2 separate regions of the Homo sapiens genome follow, and region 1 is linked to region 2. The links are chromatin loops, found by intact Hi-C in ENCODE. Cell type or tissue: OCI-LY7. All regions are shown on one strand. Each heading gives the region's core, and the rest is flanking DNA. Links, peaks and the distances in the headings are about the cores only. Region 1 overlaps LOC105376105 (a long non-coding RNA gene). Region 2 holds the start of LOC105376105 (a long non-coding RNA gene).

Region 1 (2,914 bases), core at 92-2,591, 85 kb before region 2:
ATCATAACTTGCCTATGAGTTTGTAAATTATCATTGCTTTATTGGTGAAAAAACTGAAATACAGATGGATTAATAAATATGCCTATATGTGGCAAAGGTGGGATTCAGATGGTTGTTTTCCTAAATGAAAAACACTGTGCCAGTTGGGTGTGGTGGCTCATGCCTGTAATCCCAGCACTTTGGGAGACCGAGGCAGGTGGATCACTTGAGGCCAAGAGTTCGAGACCAGCCTGGGCAACATGATGAAGCCCTGTCTCTACTAAAAATACAAAAATGAGCTGGATGTGGTGGTGCGTGCCTGTAATCCCAGCTACTCAGGAGGCTGAGGCAGGAGAATCGCTTGAACCAAGGAGGAAGAGGTTACAGTGAGGCGAGATCGAGCCACTGCACTCCAGTCTGGGAAACAGAGTGAGACGCTGTCTCAAAAAACAAAACAAAACAAAACAAACACTGTGCTGATGAAGCTGAAGCTTTAGTGTACTGAAAATCATCTAAGGGAGTTTAGGCCAGGCGCGGTGGCTCATGCCTGTAATCTCAGCACTTTGGGAGGCCAAGGCGGGTGGATCATGAGGTCAGGAGATCGAGACCATCCTGGCTAACACGGTGAAATCCCATCTCTACTAAAAATACAAAAAATTAGCCGGGCATGGTGGCAGACGCCTGTAGTCCCAGCTACTCAGGAGGCTGAGGCAGAAGAAAGGCGTGAACCCGGGAGCCAAGATCGTGCCACTGCACTCCAGCGTGGGTGACAGAACGAGACTCTGTCTCAAAAAAAAAAAAAAAGGAAATCATCTAAGGGAGTTTAACAAAAATGCAGATTGTTAGGTTTCACTTCTAGAGAATCAATGAGTCTAAGGCTCAAGAATGTACATCTTTAACTATAACCCCGGTAAGTTGGATCAAGTGGTCCATGAACCACACTTTGAAAAGCACTGCTCTGTACTATGAGATGCCAAATACACAGTGTGAATTATTTTGTATCCAACAATATTTTATTCAACACAAGTTTCCACCTTGTGTATATCTAGCTGTCCCAGCACCATTTATTGTAATGACCATTCTTTCTCCATTGCTGGTAGTTTCATTTTTTGTCGTAAATCAAGTGTCCATATGTACTCAAGTTCTAGGCATGACTCTCCTATTTTATTCTCTCTATATAATCCCTATCATCATCCATTGTAAACACACTTTGAGAAATTCTTCTGTGGATCAAAGGGCAAGAAACCTTGGAACACCCCATGAATCATTTTATGAGTGGGCATAATATCAGTAAAATTTAGAGATGGTCATTTAGAAAGCAGTGCCCAGCATTTCCTGGAATCCTCATTTAAATATATCCATATGATCTACCAAATACAATTTCTGATGTTTTCAGAAATCTGTATATAGTTCAGTAACACCCAGGAACTACTCTTTTTCCCCTCTCTATTTTCATTGCTTTCCTTCCCCAAAACCTCCTTTGCCAAATCAGTAGTACAACATTTTGGAAAACAAGTCCTCTTTTATTAAGAGCACCTTATCTGACATTCAAATGTCATCAGGAAAGAAAGACAAAATATAGACTTAGTTATTTATCTCTCAGCTGTTCTACCTTTGAACAAAGTTTTCTCCTCCCAGCAATTTGCTACTGCCTCAAATAGGGTGCCTGTTGTAAATGTAGCTTGATTGAGTTAGATTTAAAAATGAGAAAAAAGGCCAGGCACGGTGGCTCATGCTTGCAATCCCAGCACTTTGGGAGGCTGAGGCAGGCGGATCACGAAGTCAAGAGATCGAGACCATCCTGACCAACATGGTGAAACGTCATCACTACTAAAAATTTAAAAATTAGCTGGGCATGGTGGTGCATGCCTGTAGTCCCAGCTACTCAGGAGGCTGAGGTGGGAGAATTGCTTGAACCCAGGAGGCAGAGGTTGCAGTGGGCCAAGATTGTGCCACTGCACTCCAGCCTGGCAACAGAACGAGACTCCATCTCAAAAAAAAAAAAAAAAAAAGAGAGAGAGAGAAAAAACCCCTCAATATATTATACATACTTGCCTGCTGGAAAAAGAGACTTCTGTTTAAATGTAGTTTAATACCAGCAAAGTAATTTTGGTCAAGCAAGCTCTTAAAAACAACTTTTAGGCCAGGCACGGTTGCTCACGCCTGTAATCCCAGTACTTTGGGAGGCCGAGGCTGGCGGATCATGAGGTCAGGAGTTCAAGACCAGCCTGGCCAAGATGGTGAAACCCTGTCTCCACTAAAAATACAAAGCTTAGCCGGGCGTGGTGGTGAGCGCTTGTAATCTCAGCTACTTGGGAGGCCGAGACAGAGAAATGCTTGAACCCAGGAGGCAGTGGTTGAGCCGAGATCTTGCTACTGCACTTCAGCCTGGGCGACAGAGTGACACTCCATCTCAAAAAAAACAAAACAACAACAACAAAAACAAAACAAAAAACCCTTATTTTTATAGTATTATATAAAACAAGTTAAAAAGATTGCATTTGTGATGAATCACAGGTTAGGAAACTGAGGAACACAGCTGTGAAATTACTTAGCTAAAACCATGAAGGAAATTGTATAAACAACACGAGATTTTACTGCATTGCTTTTCAGTGAGTTCTGAGGTTGGAGGCAGTCACCCAGCTGGATTCCCAGGGAGGGCAGCAGCTTTCCATTAGAAATGGTTCAGGCTTGCAATACCCAGTTTCCATTTATATCTGTAGTTGTGGATAGTCAAGTGGTGACCCAGCTGGTCACAGGAAAAGTGTGTGGGCTAAATGAAGGGTTGCTATTCGCATGATTACGGTATCACCACCTCCAATTCTGAACAGCACAGAATTTTTCAACAGCACAGAAAGGGACTTTTTGTTTTTTTCTTCAGTATATGGGGTGTGATGGCCTCAGAATGAGCCATGTTATGTGGTATATACCATTT
Region 2 (2,914 bases), core at 284-2,783:
AGGTTTCCCTCAGATACCTGCCTTGATCCTCCCAAGCTGTGATCCGTCCTTGGTTTCCAATTCACAACACCCTCCACAGTGTTTTGGAATATTTGGCTTAATAGTCTGTCTTCCAGACTGAGATCATGTCTCCCTCATCACGGCTCTGTGCCCTGCACTTGGTAATTAGATAGCTCAGAAACTTCTGGAGGAATGAAAGAGCAATAGGAAAGATTTCAGACAGGAGGCATACTACAGCATCTGTACAGCAAATTTGTATAGCGTCCTTTGGGGCCCAACCTTGCCTGGGGGTGGAGCCACGGCCAGGGGCAAGGCTTCATCCAGAGACCCGGCCTGCGAGGAAGCGCTGCTGGGCTTCCTAAAGGCGGCAGCGTTGGCCACAAATCTCACCTCAGGCTTCTGGATTCTGTCTCCATCGCTTCCGGAAGACAAGAGCTGAGATTTGCTTCAAAGACATGGTCCTGGAAAAGGTCTCTGGTCACCGAGTGCCCTTCTTCCCTACCCTGCCTGAAGGAGGATCTCTTCCTTTGTCCGCCAGTTTCTTTTCTTTTCTTTTTTTTTTTTTTTTTTTTTGAGATGGAGTCTCGCTCTGCTGCCCAGGCTGGAGTGCAGCGGCGCCATCTTGGCTCGCTGCAAGCTGCGCCTCCCGGGTTCACGCCATTCTCCTGCCTCAGCATCCTGAGTAGCTGGGACTACAAGCGCCCGCCACCACGCCTGGCTAATTTTTTTTTGTATTTTTAGAAGAGACGGGGTTTCACAGTGTTCGCCAGGATGGTCTCGATTTCCTGACCTTGTGATCCGCCCGCCTCGGCCTCCCAAAGTGCTGGGACCACAGGCGTGAGCCACCGCGCCCGGCCTCATCCGCCATTTTCATCCCAACTGGCAGCGCGCCTCGCGGCCTGGGAGCCCCCAACCGATCTCAACAGCCCCGCCAGCGCGTGAGGCCTCGGAAACCGCTCAGAGCCCTGGGCGCGGGGCTGCACCTGCCAAGGATACTCGATGGAACTCGAGGGAGATGATGGTATAATAATTAGAGTAACAATGTTGACCGCTATTAAGGCTTCGCTTTGCATTGGCTGCCTGGCTTTGAATCTCATATTTCACGTAATTTTTGAGGAGATACTGATATCTGCTAGTAGGGTTGGCCCTGAGTACTGCAATGAACAAGTAAAGAACTTTGTTCAGTTAAGGGCCGAAGTTAAGGAATGGGCTAAGGGCCCTGATGCAGTTACAACATGGGATTTTTCAGACACCAGAGAGGCCAGTGCCTTGGAAATAAATGCCTGCGCTGGACAGGAGGACAGTGTAAGATGTCAAAATGCTGGTCCACACACAAAATTAAGAGATCATCATCCCTCTCTGTAGGATCAGTAACCGGAAGAAGGATGCTGTCTCTACACGCTGTTTTTCAGAGGCGTCAACAAGTGCTTTTTCCCCTTCTCTGAGGGAGCCAGAAGTGTGTCTGGTAGGAACCGTGGCTGGGAACCCCAGGTAAAGGTCTACCAAGGCGCAGTGCCAGTGGACAGAGATTAGGTGTACTCCTGAGAGTGGAAGCACAGCCATTTGTCACGCCTTTCAAGATACAGAACAGCAAGACAGGAGGCTCTCCAGCAGAGAGGACTGCAGGCTTTTGCAGGACAGAAAATCTCAGGTAACTGTCTTTAATTACACAAATATTGATATATTCATGCATTTATTGAGAGCCTACTACGTGTCCGTGTTCCTTGTAAGACAGGAATATCACTATGTTTGCCCTCATAACAGGTGAGAGGGCGTCCTTTTTGTGACTGTTTCCCTTTTTAGAAAGTAGTACAGGCCGGGCGCGGTGGCTCATGCCTTTGTAATCCCAGCACTTTGGGAGGCCGAGACGGGCAGATCACGAGGTCAGGAGATCGAGCCCATCCTGGCTAACATGGTGAAACCCCGTCTCTACTAAAAATGCAAAAAAAATTAGCCGGGCATGGTGGCAGGCGCCTGTAGTCCCAGCTACTTGGGAGGTTGAGGCAGGAGAATGGTGTGAACCAGGGAGGCGGAGCTTGCAGTGAGCCAAAATCAAGCCACTGCACTCCAGCCTGGGTGACAGAGCAAGACTCCCTCTCAAAAAAAAAAAAAAAAAAAAAAAAGAAAGGAAAGTAGTATACGGACAGTCCCTGACTTGATGGTTCTACTTATGGTATTTTCAACTCATGATGGGTTTAATCAGATGCGACCCCCTTGTAAGTCAAGGAGCATCTGTATAGCAAATTTGAAAGATACGGAAAAGTAGAAGGCAGAACCCTGTAGATTTCCATCCTTAAAACAATTATTCTTAGCATTTTGATGTTTATTTCCAGATTTTGCTATGAAAAATTTTTTTACATTGCTTAAATAAGTACTTAAAAAGAAAAACACATCATGTACATTTTATGTGATTATAAACTTTCATAATCTTTTTATAATATATTAAATGGTAGAATATTAATTTTACTTTGTATCGATGTTTGAGTAGTTTCTAGTTTTTTAAAATATAATTTCAACTTTTATTTTAGATTCAGGGGGTACATATGCAGGTTCATTACCTGGGTATATTGCATGATGCTGAGGTGTTGGATACAAATGATCCTGTCACCCAGGTACTGAGCATAATACTCAATTGTTACTTTTTCAACGCTTTCCCCTTCCTGCCCCCCTCTAGTAGTCCCTAGTGTCTATTGTTGCCATCTTTATGTCCATGAGTACCCAGTGTTTAATTCCCACTATAAGTGAGAACATGCGGTATTTGACTTTCTGTTCCTGCTTTAATTTGCAAAGTGTAATGGCTTCCAGCTGCACCCATGCTGCTGCAGAGGACATGATTTCCTCGTTTTTTTATGGATGCATAGTATTCCACGCTGTACATGTACCACAATGTCTTTATCCACTTCACCATTGATAG

The links. Hi-C counts contacts between places; a loop is a spot of excess contacts. Peaks named below come from ENCODE experiments on the same cell type or tissue, not always from the same donor. Only the 100,000 strongest peaks of a DNase experiment are listed, where the experiment ranks them.
Region 1: a loop joins it to region 2, with 5 times the contacts of the local background. A loop is called at or near these places in 2 of 110 quality-filtered maps.

Annotation. Positions count from the first base shown.
Region 1 is chr9:81,891,457-81,894,370 of GRCh38, forward strand. The region is part of intron 5 of LOC105376105 (a long non-coding RNA gene); the gene reads right to left. Among named protein-coding and RNA genes, the nearest start is that of SPATA31D4, 36 kb to the right of the region's middle. In OCI-LY7, for the core only: no CTCF peak of the experiment used is centred there; no DNase peak of the experiment used is centred there.
Region 2 is chr9:81,976,218-81,979,131 of GRCh38, forward strand. It overlaps LOC105376105 (a long non-coding RNA gene), which reads right to left and starts at 872. Exons shown (of 6, transcript NR_188611.1): 1 at 391-872. LOC105376107 (a long non-coding RNA gene) reads left to right here and starts at 1,028. Exons shown (of 5, transcript XR_002956914.2): 1 at 1,028-1,651. In OCI-LY7, for the core only: no CTCF peak of the experiment used is centred there; no DNase peak of the experiment used is centred there.